Linked DNA regions of Mus musculus: region 2 is linked to region 1. A link is a loop called in an ENCODE intact Hi-C map of the cell type or tissue named here. Cell type or tissue: heart. All regions are shown on one strand. Links, peaks and the distances in the headings refer to the core of each region. The heading gives the core; the rest is flanking DNA.

Evidence for each region. Hi-C counts contacts between places; a loop is a spot of excess contacts. Peaks named below come from ENCODE experiments on the same cell type or tissue, not always from the same donor. Only the 100,000 strongest peaks of a DNase experiment are listed, where the experiment ranks them.
Region 2: it touches region 1 in a loop (3-fold over the local background); 6 of 42 quality-filtered maps call a loop at or near these places.

The regions. Positions count from the first base shown.
Region 1 is chr2:59,606,617-59,618,514 of GRCm38, reverse strand. It overlaps Tanc1 (tetratricopeptide repeat, ankyrin repeat and coiled-coil containing 1), which reads right to left and starts at 6,473. Exons shown (of 27, transcript NM_198294.3): 1 at 6,319-6,473. In heart, for the core only: no CTCF peak of the experiment used is centred there; DNase peaks (open chromatin) are centred at 5,394, 6,064 and 6,514; H3K4me3 peaks cover 2,100 bases; H3K27ac peaks cover 2,283 bases.
Region 2 is chr2:59,663,284-59,675,181 of GRCm38, reverse strand. The region is part of intron 2 of Tanc1 (tetratricopeptide repeat, ankyrin repeat and coiled-coil containing 1); the gene reads right to left. Among named protein-coding and RNA genes, the nearest start is that of Tanc1, 57 kb to the right of the region's middle. In heart, for the core only: no CTCF peak of the experiment used is centred there; DNase peaks (open chromatin) are centred at 3,311, 4,241 and 4,651; H3K27ac peaks cover 2,126 bases.

The sequences.
Region 1 (11,898 bases), core at 5,365-7,864:
AAGTAATCGAAAGCAGATTTGTGGCTGGGTGGTGATGGCACAGGTCTTAATCCCAGCACTTGGGAGGTAGAGGCAGTCGGATCTCTGTGAGTTCCAGGCCAGCCTGGTCTACAGAGCAAGTTCCTGGACAGCCAGGGCTACACAGAGAAAACCTCCCCTTCCCCATGACCACCCCCCAACTCAAATAAACAAATAAATAAATGCCAGAATCGTGGTAGGAAGGGTAGGAAGTAATGTTTTGAGCTTTGTACGGCGGTGCCATCCAAATGAGGCCAGTTTCATTCCAATGAAATAAACTGTGGTTGGTCTATGTCACAAAAAGCAAGGGAAGCCAGGACCCAGGAGGTGGCTCTGTGTATAACTGTCGTTGCTTGTTTAGGTCAATGAGAGAAGAGCTACTCTTCTTTTATTTCCATGGATAATTTAAAATTCACACATCTAGTTCCACATCAGCAAGTACTCAATAAACATTAATAATTGATGTTGTGAATCTCGAGTAATTTAGAGCAAAGTCTGGCAGTAAGAGAGGATCCTAACAGACTACATGGGAGTCATGACCAGCTCCAAATTTTTAGATGTAATTCAATACCCCACCCCTTACACAAATGGCTATACACACAGTGACTAAATCCCTGTAGAATGTGGCTACGTCTAGGCTTCCCAGACTACAGGAGCATATATATATGGCATGAAGACATTAGGAATGTTCACACCCTATGCCATTAGGTATGCTTTTAAGGCCAGCCAATACCACTCCTAGAGATCTTTGCTATGCTGGCCAGCTCTTTGTGTTTTCTTACTCCCTGTCTCTTCCATCCACAATAGCCTCCTCTGTGGGACACTGTGGCCCACAGACCCATCTTGTGGGTTTAATGGGGTCCGTCACCTGGAACTCTTCTTTGGCCAATCTGGGTTCTTTCCACATTTCTCTCAGGTTGGTGCTAACAGCCAAGAGGCAGCTTCTTGATGATGGAGGTTTTGGAGCTACAAGGAGCCAGAAGTTGTGTAAGGCCACAGTGACTTAATAATATGTGTGCCCATCTGAATCAAAGGCCTCTGATATCTGTCTGTCCAAAGATGTCAAAGGCCAAAAATCAATCATTTGGTAATGGTAACACATATGCAATGGATTTGGTAACCAGTCATTAAAACAGAGCCAAAGAATAAACACAGGGAAGGCATGTCTGACATGGGACACAAGACAAAGTGTGTCACATGAGCATATACTGACTCTAAACTGCACAAATGTAATATATGCATCTTCATTTGCATGATGTCTTTCATGTGTTAAAACTGTATGTGGCATAATGTACCACTTTGCTACAGTACATCCTTTGTGCAAAAAGGCCACCCACGGTTGACAGTTTCTTCCACTCTCCTCCACCCCTCAGGGGCAACAAGCCAATCCACCACAGGTGTGTGACCCTAAGTATGCTGGGTAAGGCAAGAAAGTGCTGAGTCACCGTGGTTCTATGTTAAATGGCTGAACATTCTGGGTTCACATCTGTCTACAATGAGCATTAGCTGGGAGACTTTAGAACTAATAAATTCTCTCATGCTAATGGCAAAAATCCATGCTGAAATCCATGGTCTGTGTCCTGTCTCTGTAACATTTGTCTTGCCCTTGACACTTCTGTCTATGGGATAATTCTCTCTGGAACATTCTCCTCCATCACCCACACTCACAGAAGCCCTAAGAGACAACACTCACTCTACAAAGACAGCTGACCAGCAACAGAGGCAAACAAAACCAGAACTCCTTTCTCTAACGGCACGATAAGGCTTCTAAGAGCACTCTTCAAGGAAATCTGTTCATCCCACTTTCTGTTTCTGTCCCTTTTGGATAGTGACAGCCTTCCAACACTACTAGGAAATGATGTTTCCCAGTGTCCTCTTCTGCTTTCACTTCTCAAGGAAAGGGCAACAATTTCAGACTGGCCAGTCAACAGATACTAACTTCTTCTGAGTTGAAACACCGTTTCTTATTACTTTGCAAAGCCACCCCTCTCCAAGAGTAAGTTTTAAGAGCTGTGTCTGAAGCCTCATACTTGAACCCCATACTTGTAACCTCAGCACACTGCAGGCTGGGGCAGGGAGATTGCAAGCTTGAAGCCAGACTAGGCTACATAGTAAGACTTTCTGGCAAAACCAACAGATAAATAAATGCCTTACACAGACAAGTTCCTCAGCATAAAAGAGCTGTCTCCTTGGTTCAGAGGCTTGCTGTGCAAGATTGACAACCTGAGTTCGAGTCCAGGGTCCCACAGTAGAAAGAAAGAACTCCAGAAGCTGTCCTCTGACCTCCACGCACAGTAGCACATGCACCCACGTTCACGAACGCATGCGTGCAGATCAGACGAGAAGTGAAATGAAAGCTGTAAAGAAGAAGTTGCTATCCTAGAATATGATTTCATTTTTGAACCTGTTAAAAGTTCACAGACCAGGGGTGTAGTTCAGTGTTACAACATGTGTTTAACATGTCCGAAAACCTAGATTTGGTCATCAGCACTACCAAGAAGACAAATAAAACCTAGCTTCCAGACTAAGGGCCCAGCTACACTTAGTACTCCTAAACTGGCAGATGGGAACACAGCAAACAGTGGAAATGTATCACTGCAGCCAACTACCTCTTCACCACTTAACCAGGAGCATAAAAGGAGACCTACATAGCATGGGAAGCGGCTCGAAATTGATCTATGCACTTGTCGATAGGAAGGGCTCAGGACTCCAAGAAAGGGATATTCAGACAGGCTTCGCGCTTAGCCTGACAGAAGCCAAGATGAGAGGTAAATGGTGTTTTTATCCTTATGTTTAAGTTGATAGACATCTGAACTGTAAATCATGTTAGGCCCTGAAGCCTACTTGATTAAAAGGAAGAAAGAAAGAAAGAAACTGAAAGAAAACAAATGATGAGTTGGAGGTATGTGACTTTCTGAAACTCTCCTACAGGGAATGTTTAGTTATCATTATTAGAGAGCTGTTTTTAATCCATCCTGTCAAAGCAGAGATATAAACCCCAGGGTTCTGGAACCAAAATAACCATAAATGAAACACTGTGAGAAACGGCCACATGTTGTTTGTCAGGCTTTAGCGAGTTCACAGGTGACTTAGATGAATTAAAAGAGATAGAGGGCAAGGAATGGGGAGCCGGGGACCTGCTGGGCTCAAGTTCAACGTCACAGGTGACATCAGGCAAACTGATCTAACTTCCTGGGCCCTGGTTTACTCAACTGAGAGGTTTAGGGATAAAATATGCAGTGAAGCCCTTTACGATTGCCGTTACACTGTTCTAACAATACAGCCCAGGCTCCAAAATTCCTAGATCTCTCCAATTCTTGCAGTCACGAGGGTGCAATGTGATTCCATTTCGGGAGTGATCATGAGGACACCAAATCCCATAAAGACTTCACAGCCCTATAGACCAAACCCTTCTGTAAACTGGGGGAGAGGTAGTTCTACACCTAAAACAAGCATTTAAAAGACAGTTCAGAGCCCAGTTTGGTGGTGCAGAGCTTTAACTCCAGCCCCTGGGAAGCAGAGGCAAGCTGATCTCTATGAGATTGAGGGCAGCCTGGCCTAAACAGTGAGACCCTGGCTCAAACACACACACACAAGCAAACAAAGGCCCAGTTCAGAACAAACCCGTTCTAGAGACTAACACAATTCCCCTGTGTGTGTGTGTGTGTGTGTGTCTATAAATTTATTTATACATTTATTCCCACAAGTTAAAACTAAAGGTCCCATAATAAAAATAAAAGTTTGTTCTTCCCTCAACAAGGCCTCATATACATTGGACAAGAGCATAAATCCATTTTTCTAACTAGCAAATTCTTGACGTAACAGAAATAAGATCTTTACTATTGAGTTTGAAGTGCCTGGTGAAAACAGACCTACCTCCCTCCCAGCTATTCAGACAAACCTCATTATAATATGGATTACAGCTCTACTAGCCCAGGGACAGGGCTTTTAATGTTCTCTGGGAGATAAAGAATTAATCAGCAACCCAGAAAAGAAGTTGTCTAAAAATGGATGATTTAGTCAAAGTAATTCCATTGTCTCTAAAACTGTGCCCTCGATCACCAGGCATCAAAACCCGACTATGGCATCAAATAAATTGCATGTGGTTAAAGAGACAAAATGTTCTTCTGGCTGTTATGAGAAGCAGAAAAGGGCTGACTACGAATCAGTTATGTTTTAGCTCCACGATGAACATGAATTATGATAATTTAGACATTCTGGTGGTTAAACCAAAAAAGCAAGAAAATCAATACTTTGGCGTTCCAGCAAAAGTTAAGTTCGTGGCATGAGAATTGCAAGACAGAAACATGGAAGTGACCTTAAATTTATTTCTGGACTTTCCCACCCCCACCAAAATCAATGATTTCCCTCACTGTCCAATCACACTATTTCCCTCACTGTCCAATCACAGCAGTCAAGAAGCCTGGAAACATCAAGTTGGATGGTAAGAAAAAAAGGTCTACGAAGGAATCTCTAACGCAGTCACACGCCAAACTTCCTTGGCTTGGCATGCTTTTCATTGTAAAAGCACCAAGATCTATTTATGATGCTTTTTGATTGACACCCACAAGCATTCCAGCTGACACAGACTTTGCAGATTGTAAGGAAGTCCCTGTGAGCTCTTTAAGTAGCCCAGATGAGCAAAGCACGCAGAACAGTACCATAATGAGCACCTCTCTCAGGCGCTCATAAATTCTTTCATTCCCAGCAATCAAAAAGCAGCTGTTAAAATCCAGAACTCTTCCCAGTAGCAGATCTGAAATACCTCCGGGCTGCCCAGAGAAGCTCCACAACGGCTTCTTCTCTTCCTCCCTCCCCCATCCCTGGAGTGCCAGCCTGGCAGGATAAGGATGACCCAGGAAGGGGGTGTGGGTGGAGGGGAGTAGCGGATCTGGTGTAAGCAGAGACGCAAGACTCCCTTCTTTTTCACCACAAAGAAAAACTAACCCTCTGTGCCAGCCAACCAGGTTTCTCCTGCTCTCCCCAGGCACACTAACTTCGTAGTCTGATGAGTCTGGCATTTCTAGAGTTCGCGACCTCAGCCACCCTGAGTCCTTTCCTGAAAGATCTTGAACCAGGAGCTAGCGGCGTCTGAACTCCTTTACAGGTTAAGACTCAGCCTGCCTTTACCTTTTAACCCGCCAGGACGCTACTCCGGGGGTCAAGTTCAAGATGAAGGTGCTCTCCTCACCACCCTGAGTTCACTCTGCAGGAAGCTGTATTACTCAGACCGGTCCCACTACTCCAGGCACAAGAATCTGGGGCTGCCAAGCCGGAGCCGAGGCAGCCTGAAGAAGACTGTCACAGCTCGGCGTCCTCCTCCCTCGGCCGCGGCACCGCGTTTCTTCTACCTGGCCATGGCCGCATTTCCTCCGGGAGCCTTTACACAATAAGTCAAGTAAGTTTTGGGAACTCCAGTCCAGAGATCTTGCTGACTGAAAACACGCTACACAATGCCCAGGGCTTCCTTCCCCGCCAGCCGTTCCGGAAAGCGGCCGCGCCGAACCCAAGGGCCCCCCCCCACACACACACACACACCCAAAAGTCCTCCAGGAAGAACCTGAATCCCCATAATGCCTCCAAAGTAACTACTCGTCGCCCAAGGACAAGGGGACTCGCAAACTTGACACGACCCTTCATTTAGCTGGCACTACTAAAAGGAAGAGAAAAAAAAAAAATCCTCAAGGTCTAATCCCAAATCATCACCCTATCACCAACACCACCAGGGAAAGAAATTGGCTTGCATCTGCGAGCCGCAGCCTGCAGGAGCGAATCACACACTTTCAGCTCACGGTGGGCGATACGATTCCCCACCCCACCCCCACCCCCGCTGAAGTTCTCCCGGGAACTTGGCGACCCGCGCGCGGCGACACTCAAGACCCCGCGGTGCCAGGCGCCCCGCCTGCACGTCCCCCTACTCCCCCCACCCAGGTGCCCGGCGCAGCCCAGGCCCTGTCTAGCCAAGGGACCGAAGAGGCGGGCAAGGGCCGGCTGGGAAAGTCCTGAGCGCCGCGTGATCCCAATGTCCCCCTAGCCCGGCTCTGCTGCAACCCGTTCCTCCGGGAGCGCAGGAAACGGCCTGCACCGACTCCCCGGCAGCGCCTAGCCCCAGGCCGGGAGCTCCGGCGTGCCTGCGCCTATTCCGGGAAAGCTCCCGCTGGGCCCGGCGGAGGAGGGGGCGTCCCGAAACTTTCCCACCAGCCTGGCTCTCGTTTCCCAGGCTGCTCTCCGGGACCCTTCCTTCCCCGCCCGCTGCGGACTCCCGGGGGCCGGCAGCGGCGCCCCGGCAGCGAGAGTTACCTGCCAGGAAAGTTTCCAGCTTTCGGCGCGGTTCCCACCCCGGGGGCCGAGCCTCAGGGCGCAGAGGGCTGGGCGCTTGGCGGCTGCGGCTCCTGCGGCTCCCGAGCCGGGCTCCCGCAGCTGCCACCGCGGAGGCAGCGCTCCGGCCCGTCCCCGCGCCTCGCTCGGCCCACACCGGGACCTCATTGGCAGCGCGAGTCCCCGCCCTTGCGCGTGTTCCGGAAGGCACCTTCCCTGTGCGCGCCCGCCGGGGCTGTGCCTCCCGCGCCCCTCCCGACCGGAGCTGCCCCGGCTCTGGGACCCGCTGGGGCGCCGCACGCCAACTTTCCTCCCGGCGCCTTCGCCCCCTCCTCACCCAGCATGTCCTCTGCGGGAAGCTAAGCTTTCCGGGAGAAGGTTGCTCCCCTGGGGCCTCGCCTGGACCCCAGTGGGACAGGATCAGAAGTGTGATTAGCCCTCTCCTCCTTTTTTTAGCCGTTTTAGAATCAGTAAAGTGGCTCGGCCTTCGGTCTGCGCTGCTCTCTGAAAGCATCCGAGGAGGACATATGGGAGCAATTAGCCAAGCTGAAGTTTCCGCGGATGCCTTAGGGTGGCTTTGTTGGCTTTTCTTCCCCTCGCTTAACTAAACACAAACAAATACACTTTCTTGTTCCAAAATGAGCTGAGAAAGATGGAAAGTGCATCTCGCCCATTGCACCTTTTTCTTTCTGGAAAGTTAAGTTGGGGTTGTTCCGGGGATCAGTGACTGCCCAGAGTCAGGGGCAGTCCTCCCTCCTCGAACTCTGTGGCTAGCAGTACTGTCTGGGCTAAGTACACTGGCCAGCGGCTAGCTTCCTTGTCAGGAGGAGGAGTCCTGGAGGAAGAACAGACAAAGATGCTATTATTAAGTAGGCTGGTGGCAGTAAATTAAACTCCCTAGTTCCCAAAATGTTTTGTTATTCCCAATAGAACAGAAGTTTGAAAATGGCCTAGGGAACTGGGAGACCTGGGTCCTCCACAACCTCCCAGGAATCCAGGCAGCCAATTTATATGTAGAAGGCTCAGCCCTCTCTATTCCCAAAAGCCCTTTGGGCCCCCTTTCTTTGCAGAAGGATCAACTAGAAATTCCAACAGGAATTGCACACAGGCCGCCCATCCGTGTAAGGAGAGTGAAGAATACAGAAGTTGCTATAAATGGGTTTATTGCCAACCCCTAACCTTTGCTGTGGCAAACCTGCCTTTAAAGACAACTGTGTTTTAAACAACTTTCCCTATAAAAACTTCAACCTCACATAGAGCTTCCCAATATAAAGATAGCTGCAAGAATGGTGTTTGCATTTAAAGTTCCTGTGAAAAGTGACAGGAAGCAAAAGGCTGCTCAATCTATCTCTCCATAATAAATAAAAGATGGTTCGAATGTGTTGGGTATTTTTCACTCGTATAGTCAAAGACCTGATTATCACTATATTTATAAGTATGCAGCGAACATATCCCAGCCTTTACTCAAGCAAATCATGACATGAATATTCAAAGCAAGTAAGGACTCCTGGTAAGCCAGGAAGGTCACAGACACCCCCTCCACCTCCAATGCTGGTTGTTAAAAACCAGGTTGGTGTTTGATTAACTTCTCTTGAAAAACAGTGTGTAAAACTGACCAGTCTTTCAACCACGGATGACAAAGTCAGACTACATGGATAAGACAATGACCCAAACAAAAGACAAAAACCCAGCCGTCCAGTCTGAAATACTATAAGATGTAAGAGAAACTCCTAAAGACTCAAGCAGGTCCAGGTCCTGGCTTGTTTGTAGTGGTTTCTTTCTTTCTTTTTTTTTTTAAGATTTATTTATTCATTATATGTAAGTACACTGTAGCTGTCATCCTCGTTATGGATGGTTGTGAGGCACCATGTGGTTGCTGGGATTTGAACTCCGGACCTTTGGAAGAGCAGTCAAGCAGTCGGGTGCTCTTACCCACTGAGCCATCTCACCAGCCCCTGTTTGTAGTGGTTTAAATGGGTAGATAGTGGATGAAATTCGTGAATCTGTAGATTCTTCTTGGACTATCCTTAGTTATCTTTCCAAACTTTAATAAAATTGCTTAAACTGAGCTTTGAGGGCAATTAGGCTTCTTCCTCTCTCTCTCTTCCCTCAAACTTGCCTGAAGTAACAAGTAGAAAAAGCACAGAAAATAGGTATGCTAATTTCTTGCATCATCTTTAGTTTGGGTTGAAAGGATTTGGTTTTATAGTTTCAGAAGTCAAGGACACTGAAGTAATTTCATCCCCGCCTGTTTGGGGACCCTTACCATTCTACACAGGCAGAGAGCTAGCAGTCTAAAGTGTGTACACAGGAGGACCCTGTTTCCCCTCCTTCCTGTAGTATTTATATAATCCCAACTACATGTCATTAAGCACAATCAGATCTCTGGCTTTAAATGGCTACTATTATATACAGTATGTAGTACCACCAACATCAAAGGTGTCTTAAGCTGTGGGTGAAAATGATACATGTTTAAAAAGCCAAGGCCAAACATAAACAGAGTAAGAAAAAAAAACTTGAGTGGGGGGGGGGGGGCTCATGAAGGTCTGTTGTGTAAGGACAACCGGAGACTTTTCTAAGCAATTTAATATGTAAGGTATTAGCTGAACACAGGTCCAAACAATGCTTTTTTTTTTGTACTTAAAATCTGCTTTTCCCTTAAAAATAAAATAATAAAAGGTGCTTCTAGTTGGTTGTTCGCCAACTTTGTATATCCAGAAGCTCAAGAATCACCGCTTGCTTTTCTTGGGTCTCTCTCCACAAACCCAGTTTTAAAAGCTCACTAATTCCCTGCATGTTTAGAGAGAGAGAGAGAGAGAGGGAGAGAGAGAGAACAGTCGATTGCACAGATATTATGTGGTACACACATTCCTTAAATATATATGTGATATACTGGGTTCCATTTCTAAAGTTTCTGTCACTTTGCCAACAATGTAGCTTTTTTCTCAGCAGACCGAAAGAAAACAGCAAGTATTAAACTGGTTATTTTACCATACAATTTACTGCCCAGGGCAATGGACTGAGGAAGGCATGAGAAAAGAATGTGCTTTGTGAGTGTGTGTTAGTGTACGCCCCCTTGGTCAGATTCCTAAGGACTTCTATTTTAAATCAGTTCTAAGTTAGGATCCTGGCCAGTGTTTATTATGGTATGCGTAGTATAGAACACACAGTAAGAAGTAAAAAGTTTACGTTTTAAAACCTAAGAACAAAAGCCAAGATGAAACTTTAAAACTTAATAAGGTAAGAAATCCAAGTTTAAGCACACTTCTTAGGAGGGTCTTTTAATATTCACAGAGCCCAATCTTCTCCCTCGGTTAGATCCTTTCCCCTCCGCTTTTTAACATTCTGAGAAAGAAAAAATATAAAGACACCGGGGAATAATAAAATAAATTGGGTATAGTTGGAAATCAGTCGGGAAAAGCAATGAAATGAAATACTCCTATAGAGTCCCTCCATGTGCAGTGACCCATAGTCACACATGTTTGCTAACACCATGGTCATACGGGCTGATAGCAAACAGGCGTCCGGGGAAACAGAAATCCATTGCTTGGCTCAGTTAGCCAGGCTATCAAATTAAAGGAGTCACAAGACATATAAACCCCTCGGGTGTAGTGCATGCCCTGCAATGTTGTAGGAACTCAGCCAATATGGGGTAGGTAGTGGATTATTTAAGCTGGCAAGAAATCCAGTGAGGGGGAAAATGGGGTAAAGAGATTCAGGGGTTCACGTTCCCATATAAGATATGGGAATGGAGTTGGAGAGATGGCTCAGCTGGTAAAGATATCTGCCACCAAACTTAATGACCTGCGTTGGATCCCTGGGACCCACAGAGTTGAGGGAGAGAACCTCCTCCCACAAGCTGTTCACTGAGAGTAAATAAATAAATGTAATAAGAATTTGAGACTAGCTGAAGTCCTGGAAAAGTCTGGCTTAAGATAATATTCAGGGTGACTAATTGTGTTGCTATTATTGTCGCTGCTGCTATGTCACCTAGACTGGCCTTCAGCATCGGATCCTCCTGCCTCAACCTCCCTGATGTGATCTGAAGACAGAAACAGAATTCTCTTTTTTCAGAAAAGGTAACACAGTTGGGCACCACTCCAATTAACGTTTGGTGCATCCTCTTTTTATAATAGTATAAAAGTAGCCTGTTAATTTTTAGTATTAAAGGTATAGTTCACATCTCCTCCTTAGGAATATGGCTTCCCCTTTCTGCCAAGCATTGTAAGAACTGGTGCTGAAGTCGGAATCATAGCATCTAAGTCCCTGCTCTAGCTTTTGCAGTGTTGTGATTATGGGCCATTCATCTGGCCTGCGGTCTTAGTCTACAAAATAAGAAGGATGTAGACTCCCTGCCAGACAGGTCCATTTGAAGAATAAATAAGATAAGATTTATAAATTAATAAATTGGAAAATAATCTGTAAAGGCTCATTTCTAGTTAATAGACAAGGTGCTTTTCCTGTCTTGTTACCCGAAACTAGTATACTCGGAATAATCAGAACAATGCAGAATGTCCTCATGTGCACTCTGAGGAATCGTGACTTAAAGGTGATTCAGTAGTAGATAATAACACCAACTAAGTCCTCGGGGGTCTCATCTGGGGGTAGATTAGTAGTTCTTGTCTCAAAAACAGTAGCATGCAGGAACCATGTACAAAAATATGATTTTTCTCTCATGTTAGCGCTAAAGAGAAAAAAAAAATACAGTATACACCCTATACTGATGTACCTCATTTTGTGCGAATCAACATATAGATTGTATGTTTGTTTATGTTTGTTTGTTTTGAGACAGGGTCTTATCATATAGCCCTGGCTGGCCTTGAACCTTCTATGTAGACCAGACTGACCTCTACAAAGAGCCACCTGTCTCTGTCTCCCAGGTGCATGGATCAAAGGCATCACCACACCTAGCCCGGAAATTCTTTTTTCTTGTTTGTTTTGTTTTATTTTGGTGACGGGGTCTCACTGGCTGTCCTGGAACTCACAGAGACCTGCATGTCTTTGCTGGAATTAAAGACATGCACAAACACACCCAGTCTTTGGCTTGGAAATTCTTAAATAATATATTAATGTAGAGGAAATGTTTCCTGTAAGAAATCCTAGCTGGAAATGTCTGCAAGAGCCTCACTATCTTCTTTCTGTTCCTTATCGACGACTATCCTTTCAGTCCTCTGAAACGGCAAGCCTAGATGCTAGCTAGGGAGATCATAGGGAGATCATGTAGAGGTTCAACTTGAACCTCTACAGCTCTAGAAGAACAGGTGTTAGGCAGAACTGGTTTGCATCTGAACCTGGTGGTCTTCATTTACAAGACAAGCATTTGGAAGACGAAGGCAGAAGAGCAGCCATGTTTGAGGCCAGCCTGGGACTTTAACTGCCTTGTGTTACTGAACAACAGTGGCACACAACAAACCATCACCCCAGCGCCTGGAGGTTAAGCCAAGAGAACTGAGACGTGAAGTCAAACCTGGGCTAGACAGGAAGAGCTTGCTCAAAAAGGAAGAAAGGATAGAGAAAAGAAAGGCAGGAAAGGAGGGTGTGAGAGGTCATGGAGAAATGCTA
Region 2 (11,898 bases), core at 3,143-5,642, 59 kb before region 1:
ATAACGATAGCGGACTGCCTAATGTACTCCAACAAAAGCTGGGCCTTGAGACTTCTACCCCCAAAACAAACCTTAGATTCGCCAAAAAAACATAGAGCTTTTCGCTAATCTGTTTCAAATCCTCACCATTCAAAAATCTTTTCAGTACATAGAACAGTATTTATACCCAATATAATCAAGTGTCATATAATATTTCTCTACAATATATAGTACGATAAAATGGATCAGTCCTGATAGGATTTTTAGGAACCCTGAAACTCAAGTCTAGGGAACCTGAGGGCCCTACCCACACTTCCCTAACATTTAATTTCCAGACCTAATTTCCAACTGACTTCCATTTTTGCTTGTTTTTGCTTTGGTTTTTCAGGCCGGCATCTCTATGCCTAGCCGGCCTGAAATGCACTGTGTAGACCATTGTACCTCTAGTAGCGACCCTCCCGCCTTTGTCCCTCAAAGGTTTGAATTACACCCACAACCCACCACACCCAGCTTTCCAACTAACTTCTTAGAAAACAGAAGGAGGCCTGAAGATGCCACTCAGCTGGAGGGTATCAAAGGGCATCACAGGTCCAAGGCCTGCCTGGAACACACACACACACACACACACACACACACACACACACACACACACGGTCCACCACACAACAACAAACATATTTACTTATTCTCTAAGTAAAAACTGGGAAATGGGTTGGGGCTAGAGCTTAATGGTAGTGCCTGCTTAGCATGTGTGAGGTCGTAGGTTCACATACGCCTTACTGCTGTTGAATAGAATTACTAGGGCTTATCTTTGCTCCCCACTATCTTTCAAAACTGAATACACTTCAAAGTTGTTTATCCAACAGAAGTAGTGATCCAAAATCCTACTTTTTCTTCCCAAGAAGTATCCTAAGCCCGGCCACCTCAGACCATAAAACAAGGTCTGTACTGTACATGTTCATGAACCAAATCATGTCATCACTGGGCCCTGGGACAGTCCAAGGGCTACGTGGGGGGTCTACAGCTCTGAATAACACTGACTAGAAGCCAGAGGTTCAACAACAGGACAGAGGCCACAGTTCATGAGGAGGTTCAAGTCACACTCAAGTGCAACCAAGGGGAACAGTACCCCAGACCTAAAACAAACCAAACAAGCCTGGGTTTATGTTGTACCCTGAGGGCTTGAATAATTGAGCTTAATAGAAACCAGGCTTGGCTAGCAGGGAGGGAGGGAGGAGGAGACCTTTGAGGGAATTCCTCTGGCTTTTGAAGCTGGATTGGCAAAGGACTCTTTTTTGGGGAGGTATTGCATTGCATTGCCCATACTGCTCTCAAACTCTTGGGCACAGATCCTCCTGCCTCTGCCTACTGTGTACCCAGGAAAACAGGCCTGTGTCACCAAGCCCAGCTACAAAGGGCATTAGTTTCCATTTCAAATCTTGCAAAACTTTCTTTTCTCTGAGACAGGCACCTTGCTAGCCCCACAAGGAGATGGCTTTCCATCCCCAACACCCATTCGAATTTCCTGGAGCGTTTTCATAATTCTGATGTTCAGAAGAATGAAGAGCTACAGGGTTAAACATTAGCATTTCGTCAGCCTGACCTACTGATTCTCCTAGGCAGCCAGGATCGAGAACCACTACCCTTGACCCATTGCCTGGGTGTTTACTTTGTCCTTTTGAGGGCGGGTTGGGGAAACTTACATCTCAGAGGAGATGAGAAGAGGAAAAGCAAACAGGCCTGAGGAAGAAGTGAGAAAGGCAGAGCGAATGGTAACTTCATCAGGTGATCACTAGAATAGTGCAAGCTGTGGCCCCAGGGAGACAAGACTAGAGACAGAAGGGGCCATTGCTTAAGTCCTGAATAAACTGTCCCTAAACCTGGTTGCTCTGGCAGGCAGGAGATAAAGGTGAGAAGCAGCAACTCAAAGCATCTGTAAGGAACACACCCACCCTAAGCCCTTGGGGGGTGAGGGGAAGAGCGATTATGCCTATGGCTGCCATGTGGGAAGGGATGGCCACCGGGCACTGCTAACTGCTGTCACTCTAAAGGGTTCCTTTAGCTCTCTACCTTCCCCCTGACCCTGTTCTACTTGGTTATCTCTTTCCTAATTTCCTTCTCCTGGGGTGGGAGACCTTTGCCTGAGTCATCATCTTCTGTTAGTGTTCCTCACTTGTATCCAGAGTGATGTGGCCATTCTCAGGCCCCACAGCCAATCCTCGGAGCTGGAACCCAGGAGTCTGCGTCTCCCTCACAAATCCTTCCATTCCCCTGAAGTGAGTTCTCCGGATGAGCGGTTCAGCCTCCCCCTAACACAGACGACTTCCCGGGGACGGTTTCATGGCCTGTTGCCTCTTCTCCTCCTGGATCTTCTGACATCCTCCCTGGGTCTCCAGTGCTGCTGCCCCTTTAAGGTCAAATGCCCCTTGGATCTCAGCCTCTCTATGCATCACACAACAGGCGCCCAGGATGCAAGGCTATTTCTAACTGCAGGTTTCAGGTCTGCTAATTCTACCTGCTAAAAACATAATGGTAAAGTCCATGCCATGGCTCAGAAAGTCCCATGGATTTCCAGAACACTGGACTATCAGAAAAGGCCTCTCCCTCAGGCCTGGGCTGCCCTCTATCCACGTCCTCACCATCCGATAAAATGTTCTTTTTTTTCCTTTTCATGATAAAATTGAATTGGGCACGGGTGAGAAAACACTGTTGGTGAGACAAGACTAGGGCAGCCTGACAGGCCACAAGCTGTAAACTCATCCAGAAGACAGCTAGGAACCTAGTAACACGTTTGGAGTTGTCACAACCAGGGACTAAGCTCACCGGAGTCCAGCAGAGAGGTCCCAACCTCCACCTCCTCCCACATCCAGCCTTCCAGCCAATTCACCTCCTTTGGGATACAACTCTCACAGGAGGGAGGATCTGGTTTCCCATGCCACTGGTAATTAAGAGGGTGGAGGGACTGTCAGATCAAGGCACAATGACAGCCCTGAGAAGTAAAGTCTGACAGAAGAAAATACACAGTTTAGCCTTTCAATTCCCCAAAGCACCCAGGGACATCAAAACAATACAAGACAAGACACACGAGGACCGGCTCAGAAAGATGACCCTGGGCAGCACGAAGATGACGAGGCCGAACTGTCTCTAAGACCCAAGTATTCTCTAACACACAATGGGGTCTGCAGCCAACCTCAATGTTCTGTCTCCTGGTAACCCCCAGGACCCCGGCAGCCCTTCTCGGAAGTCAGGGCGCACCACTCGGCACTGCCATTTGGATGTGGAACTTCCCCTGGCTCCCACCACAGCCGTCATGCCCTCACCTACCTTTTTGATGGTAAAAGCCCCTTCACCAGATTACGGGCTTCTCAGAGTACAGGGCTCCAGTGTGGGGTGGAAGCCACGCCCTTCCTCTCTGAATTACAGCTAAAGCCTGTGGGCTCAGTCAACTCAATCATCCAGAACTCCTGGGGAAGGCAGCATTTAAATGGGTGTGTTTTAAGACAGTCTTCCATACTCTGTAAAGGTTATCATTTCTCCTGCTTTGAGGTTAATAAAATGAGTTGACATAGTAGGGCTCTGCAATCAGTGAGGTAAGCAGTAACTACCTTGGGATGGAACCTGTATGAAACAGAGAACCAAGCAATAAATTCAGCACGGTGCATAAAGGCACTGGGGGGGGGGGGGGTTCCCTTGCTCAAAAATATTAGAACAGACCTACTTGATAGGCAACAGCATTCAAAACCACTGAGTTGTTTTAGGTTTAATGAAGAAATTACTGTAATAAGCTTAACCTGGTAGTTGTGTAAGATAAGGCTGCATACTTAGTTTGAGGATGTGGGAGTGGGTGCACTAAACAATTAAAGCTATTAACTAGCAAGGAGTTACAATGCACACTATAGTCCTGGGTCTTAGAAATCTGAGGCAGGAGGGTCATGAGCTCTGGCGTAGTCTAGCCTGGGCTACTAAGACCCAATCTCAAAATGGGAAATAAAATCCACATGTGCGTCTATATCCAAAAAACACCATCCTCGGTATTGTTTCAAACTTATTAAATACGATTCTTTCACTCAAACCCCAGTCATTTACAACCAATGCAGGCCCAAACGACTGCCCAAGGCACTAAGAACCTCTCAGCTGAGGTCCAGGCAGCCAGGATTTCCAGGCCTGGTCGGCTGTTTTCAGTGTCCACAGCCCTCTCTTCCCACAGCCAAGCCTCTTAACCCTTGGCCCCACCCCGTCCCTTCCTGGCTCAATCCAGTGGGAACTTCTGCACTAGAGATTTAAATAGCCCCTGGCCCAGTCACTCTAGTTAGCAACCCTGACCCTGTGTCCGCTTCCTCTCCTGCAGCGCACAGGCCTAGCCCACCCTCTACCTCCGTTCTGATAAGGAACCCGGGACTCTCCCCAGATAACCTGTTAAATCCCCTAGGGCTGAGATGCTACCTTGCTCTTGGGTTTTGTCTAAGACACTGGCAGTCACTCTGAATCCACATGGCCACAGCAGGTTAGGGGACACAGGGTGTGCCCTACCCACCCCCATGGGTAGAACCCTCAGGACCGTTCAGGCCATTCATCCTATTCCTCCCGAAGACCCTTGCCCTGCTCTTTTGGAACAAGGACTTCCTCCCAGCTGCAGACAGGCCTGCTGTCCCCACCCCTGGGCAGGGAGCTCCAGGCCCAAGGCTTGGCACTGATTAGGAAATGACTCATCGCAAAGCACCGAAGGGGCCTCTGGCTATGGTACAAGTAAGTCACAAGATCTGGATCTATCTATCCAATCAGAGGGAGGAGGAAGAGGAGGACAAAGAGGAGGAGGAAAGGGAAGAAGAGGAGGAAGAGAAGGAAAAAAGAAGGAGGAGGAGCGGAAAAATAAAATCCTAGCTGAGTGCTCACGCTGACCTGGGGTGAGCTGAAGCCACTGTACCCACAGCAGCCCGCTAGCTCTAAGGTAAAAAGCTGAAGTCAGAGACATAACAACGGCTGTGTGGGCAAAGAAGGCCAAAGGAGTCCCGTGGACAGTTCCAAAGCTAATAGTTACTGGCCACAGGTGGCTGAGGCAGCAGAATTCCTAAAAGTTTCAGGCCAGTCTAGGCTAGGGATTGACAACCTGTATCAAAACCAAAACCAAACAAGAGAGAAACAAAAAGGCAAAACTGTTCCTTAAATTACAGTATCAGACTTATATACAACCCGTACAGTGGCTAACACTATAACTACAGCATGGAGAGGGGGGTTGCTGAGGCCTGCCATAACTTTGAGGCTAAGCTTGAGTTACAGAGTGTGACCTTTGCTCCACCCATACTACCCCATCCCACCCCACCCCACCCCAAAAAAGGAAAAAAAAGAAAAAGGCTAAATGGACTATTCTTTCCTAGACAACAAAGTTGCCATGTTCAAAGCTAAATATATAATATATATTATATATATAATACATATTATATATTTATATATACACACACACACATATATATATAGTATATATATGTACTGCTTTTGACCTGTAGAAATACCTTTCCTCACTCTGTTTTATAACTCTGCTTTTGATCTCATTAAAAATCCAGAAAACCCACCCCATAATCAGCATCCAAACGCTGACACCATTGCATACACTAGCAAGATTTTATTGAAAGGACCCAGATGTAGCTGTCTCTTGTGAGACTATGCCGGGGCCTAGCAAACACAGAAGTGGATGCTCACAGTCAGCTAATGGATGGATCATAGGGCTCCCAATGGAGGAGCTAGAGAAAGTAGCCAAGGAGCTAAAGGGATCTGCAACCCTATAGGTGGAACAACATTATGAACTAACCAGTACCCCGGAGCTCTTGACTCTAGCTGCATATATATCAAAAGATGGCCTAGTCGGCCATCACTGGAAAGAGAGGCCCATTGGACTTGCAAACTTTATATGCCCCAGTACAGGGGAACACCAGGGCCAAAAAGGGGGAGTGGGTGGGCAGGGGAGTGGGGGTGGGTGGATATGGGGGACTTTTGGTATAGCATTGGAAATGTAAATGAGTTAAATACCTAATAAAAAATGGAAAAAAAAATCCAGAAAACCCAACCTTTCCATTTTTTTTCAGTCCTGGCATGAAAAGTATACAGTCATTTAAAATGTGAAAGTACACCAACACTTCCTCGTGACACGGGGAAGGGCTTCCTTTACTGTCAAGTTCTCTCCCAAATAATTCTCTAAGTTATTGGCCAAAAATAAGGCCCCCGGTTCAGCAAGACAAACGGCCAACCTGTGATAAACAGGGTGAATACATACAAGCTTTACAGAGACTAAGAGGCTGTTCTCTGGGCAGAAGAGAACCCACTACCACCACCACGAGCCATGAGTAAGGCACAATGAAGCTACTTCAAACCTAACAGGGTGACAGAGGGACAGGAGGGGGGAGGAAAGTGGGATGGAGAGAGAACTGAAATCAGGACGGCAAAGCAGTGTCTGCATGCAGCATTCACAATAAGCATGGTAGAGAAGCAAACTAAGAACCCATAATGACAAAGAATACATTCGTGTGTCTATACAATGAAGTACTATTCATCCTTAAAAAGGAAGGAAATTCTGGGCTAGGGATCGTAGTTCAGTTGGCAGAATGCTGGCCTGCACGTGTGTAGGAGGCCCTAGGCTCCATCTCCAGTCACACACACAGTAGGTGTGATATGACCTCTAACGCCAGTACCTGGGAGGTGAGAGCACAAGGCCAGTTTGGGCTGAATAAGACCCCGATATATCTAAGAGTGTGTGGAGGAGGGACATGGAGAAAACTCTTCATACAGGATGCATCATGACCAAACCCTGAGTACGCACTGCTAAATGCAAAACACCAGTTACAGGAGAGCCAAGTGCTAGTGTTATGTGTAACAGTACAGCTCCACTTAAGCTCAAGAGAAAAGAGCTCCTGTTACATTTGTTTGTTTGTTTGTTTTAGCTTTACAGTGAGTTTTTGTTTTTACGGTTTTGTTGTGTTGTTTGCCTGTTTGTTTAATTGTTTTGCCATAAGTAAGAAAGAAGAAAGAAAAGAAATAGGCTTGGGAATTCAGATCTAGCTATCCAAAACATAACGGAATCAGGATCCTTAACGAGGGAGCTTCATGCCCAGCTTCTCCACGCCTTCAACAGCACCTAACTACAGGCAAAGCAGCAGAGATTCACACACAGCTGAAGGTAGAGTGTAGATAAAGGACACAGAGGACAGGTAGAGCATCAGGAAGGGCGACTGCGACCCAAGCATAGGTTCCGGCCCCCACTGCCCTTATTTCTGTGCTGTGATGAAACACTGAACAAAACCAGCTTAGGAAAGAACCCACTTACGTGGCTTACCGCTTACAGTCCGTCATCTGGGGAGGCCAAGGCTGGAACACCAGGCAAACTATAAAATACTTGTAAAGGGACTACAGTCACGGACAAACGTGCTACTAAAATAAAAGCCATTTTCTCAGGTAGGGTTTCCATTGCTGTGAAGAGAAACCATGACCAAGGCAATGCTTATAAAAGACAGCATTTAACTGGGGCTGGCTTCCAGGTTCTGAGGTTCAGTCCATTATCATCATGGCAGGCAGGAAGCATGGTACTGGAGGAGCTGAGAGTTCTTGCTACATCTCTACATCTCAGAGGCAAACAGAAGGCTATCTTGCAAGCAGCTAGGAGGAAGGTCTTAAAGCCCACCTCCACAGTGACACACTTCCGCCAATAAGACCACTCCTCCAACAGCCAAGCATATTCAAACCCCCACAGCTATATTCCTGAAAATCTGGTTTACAAACTAAATGAATCCTTTAGATGAGGTGTTATACTTTGAATCTGAAACGTCCCAGTGGCCTGTGCGTTAAAGCATTTGTCCTTAAGATGGTGCTGACAGAGGTGGTGGAACCTTTCCAAGGTGAGGCCATACTGGGAACTCTTTAGCATGCCCACGAGAACTGTGGAAGACCTTCCTGGCCATGAGGTAAGAATTCTTGCTTCTGCCATAGTGGGCTGCCTCATCACAAGCCGCCTTGCAACTCGTTGTCCTGGAACCTACAAAATGGTGAGCCAAATAAGCCATTGTTTCCTTCAAGGGGGTTATCCCAGGTATTTCATTACAGCAATGGAAACCAGGGCTAGGTAGCAAATGATAACTAGGGAGTCATTCTCATTCCACCATGCCCATAGCATAGGAATAGGAAGCTTTAGCCATTGGAAATGAATACCATTTATAAGTAAATGGTAAAAGATGTATAAGATTGGCAACAATGTGTAAGATTTGTTTTAAATTGCTGGGGTGGATAAGGAGGAAAGACATAGGCCAAAGGTTACAGAGTTGCAGTTATACAATATGAGTGAGTCTGGGGATCTGTGGTGGTTTGGATAGGTCTGGCCCCAATAGATTCACTCGTGTTTGAATGCTGAGGGAGGCTTGGCCTTGTCAGAGGAAATGTGTCACTATGGAGGCGGGTCTTTAAGGCCATAAATGCTGGAGCTATGCCTAGTGTAAAACATCCTGTCTCTTTCTGGGTGCCTGCAGACTAAGATGCACAGCTCGCAGCTCCTTCTCTAGCACCATGTCTGCCTGGGCGCTCATGCTTCCCACACGATGACAATGGACTGAAGCTCTGAAACTGTAAGCCAGCCCCAGTTAAATGTTGTCCTTTATAAGAGCTGCTACAGTCATGATGTCTCTTCACAGCAATAACACCCTAACTAAGACAGGACCTAAACAGCATGAAGACGAAGGCTTATAATAATATAATATATACTGGTAATTTTCAAAGGACCACCTCTTAGGTACTCTTATCGCAAGATCACAGCCTGAGAAATGCATTGCTAGGCAATTTCATAGCTGTGCAATCAGCAGGGTGTATTTAGAGAAACCTAGTCATATTATTCAACCATGAGATGTGTTAAATGCAAGGTATAGAAGGTTGCTACAGCCAGGACACAGCATACTGCATTACAGAAATTTCTTTATAAGTAGAACATTCTTTTTTTTTTGGGGGGGGGGGGGGGTTCGAGACAGGGTTTCTCTGTGTAGCCCTGGCTGTCCTGGAACTCACTTTGTAGACCAGGCTGGCCTCGAACTCAGAAATCCGCCTGCCTCTGCCTCCCAAGTGCTGAGATTAAAGGCATGCGCCACCATGCCTGGCACATTCTTTTTTTAATATTAAAGTTTCCTATAAAACAGTATGCTGCACATATGCAGAGTCCCCATGAGCTTTTATATTTCTACATCAACATCACCACAAGCATATGCGGTGCACTGTGCTACTTACCAGCTAGGATGAATCACTAAGCCAAAGGACTACTTTTTACCACCATTATAGTGTTACGGGACCACTGTAGAACATGCAATCAGCTATAAACCAAACATAGTCACAGAGAAAGTGACTGCAGATCAAGCTTCACAATGTTCACGACAAACAGGCAAGCAAAATAAATAAATAGATTACCCAAAACATGCATACAAAACTGCATATAAGCTCAGCAAAGCCGTTGATGCCTGGAGCTGACCAGTGACTGTTTACACAGACGGGGTTATATGCCTCATGATTTACGGATTTGTGGTTAACTCCTGGATTTTCAAACCTCTGGCTTAAGTTTGCCACCCCAATCCTAGCCACTTCACCAAACTTCACAGATCCTTGTACTGTACCTGGAATATTCTCATTCCTCCTGGACAGCTCCTGTTCACTCTCTGACAACCAAAGCTGTACTACCAAGCCTACACTACCAAGACGATCCGCTACAGAGAGCAGGCTTGCTTCGGTTTGCCATGCGCTCTCACCAAATCCCAGTCCCCTCACTCTGCAGCTCCCGTGACACTATCTTCTATTTGCACAGAAAGCCATCTGTCCTCCTAGACTGTGAACAAGGAAGGGAGCTTCGTTTGTTTTATTATCACATGCCCAGGATGTGGTGTCACCTGATAAATATTTGAAACACAAACAAGGCCTAGCTAGCCTGGAGTTATCACAAACACTAAGTGTCTTGCCAATGGATAAGGGGGCCTTTCAGGTTGTACCAAATCATCCCAAAGTGGTCCTGGGTGCTTCAATTTTTTTTCTATATATACAGTCGCTGACTTATGACTATATGATTTGGGAACAGTCCCACTACACGATGGTGTGAAATCGATACAAATTGAGAAGAAACCATAGTTGGAGTTCGATTTGGCCTCTTTCCCAGGCTCACAGCTTGTGTTCTCTCGAGGCTGGGCAGTGTTGAGACCCACAGTCCCCTGTCACATGCTGATGAGGCCAGCAAGCACTCCGAGGCACACAGTGTTGCCAGTGTTTGGGGGTACTGTGGTTTGTATTTTTGCGTCCCACTGTATCTACTAAAATACTCACCTGCGTGTCTACAGGAGACACTCGACATTTCATTACAAAACGGGCTTGTGTTAGATGATTCTCCTCACCAAGAGGTTACTGAGGTATTCTGAGGATGTTAAAGGCGGTGGGGAGCCAGCGTACCGGAGCTATATAATCCCAGTACAGGCAGCTCTTAGGAGGTTAGAGCAGGATAATGAAGATGCTAGCTGAAAAGCAACAGCACAGCAAAGGCAGACCAGGCTAAGCTACCTTGGTAGGTCGACTGTACTCAATGATCACAATTACAATATCTGTATGACATCACGGGCTTATCGGGCTATGATCCCGCCAAAAGCTGAGAGGCATAAGAAATTCTTCCGACCTTCCCAGCAATCTGTGAAGGGACACTGAGATAAGAAATTCTTCTCAAGTTCCTTCTACTTAAATTCCTTCTACTTTAAATTCAATTGTATTCTGCTAAATTTAAATTAATTGTCTTGGTCCACGGAGATGGCTCAGTGGGTAGAGGCACTTGCCATGCAAGCCTGGAAAACCCAGGTTACAAAAAACAAAACAAAACAAAACAAAACAAAAACAAAAAAACAAAACAAAGAATCCACGCTTACCATGGTTGTCCTCTGTCCTCAGTATGCATACCACAGCATGCACATCCAAACACGCAGTGTGCGCACACACACACACAGTAATAGTGACAATAATTTTCATCTAAAATGATCTTGTTTTAAATGTCTACATAAAGTTTGCAAATCAAGTTACCTTTCCATGATTTTAAAAGTATCTACAAAAGGTAGGTTGCTCTTGTCTTCAAGAAAATAATTTTTTTTTTTACATTTCCTTACTGTGTGTGCGTGTGCATGTGTGTGTGGGTTACACTGTGCATGGACGCCAGAGGACAGTGGGGGCGGGGGGGGGGGGGAGGTTACTCCTCTCCTTCCTCGACGTGGGCCCGGGGGATTCAGCTTAGGTTACCGGTTGGCAGAGACTACTATTACTCACTAAGCTATCCTCCCCATCCTCGCTCCCCCTACTTTTGTTTTTTTTGAGACAGGGCCCCGTAGCCCAGGCTGCCCTTAACTCAAAGTGTAGCTGATGTTGGCCGTATACTTCAGATTCTCCTGCCTCTAGCTCCCAAGAGATGCGATTAAAAGCAGGTGCTACCATAACCAGCTCTGGGAAGATAACTTCTTAAAAAGCCAAGTGATTATCTCTTGAATGGAAAAGATGCAAGCCTTGCCTTCTTCCTCACCATTGCTGAGCTTTGAACCCACTCACATCTACCAAAATGTAGGCCAAAATCCAGTTTCCGATGAATGTAGTGATTGCTACTCCGTTACTATGGGAACTGCTTGTTTTTAGGTTAGAAATTATCCTTATAGTCTCATTTTAAATATTACCTTAGAGTCCTATGTTAATGAGATGTGGGCTTGGATCTCTCTTTTTGGGGGGAGTAGGACCAGGTAGGTTGAGACAGGGTTTCTCTGTGTCACCTTGGTTGTCCTGGAACTCAGTCTGTAGACTAGGCTGGCCTTGAACTCAGAGATCTACCTGCTTCTATCTCCCAAGTCCTAGGATTGAAGGCGTGCGCCACCACCACCCGGCTGGACCTCT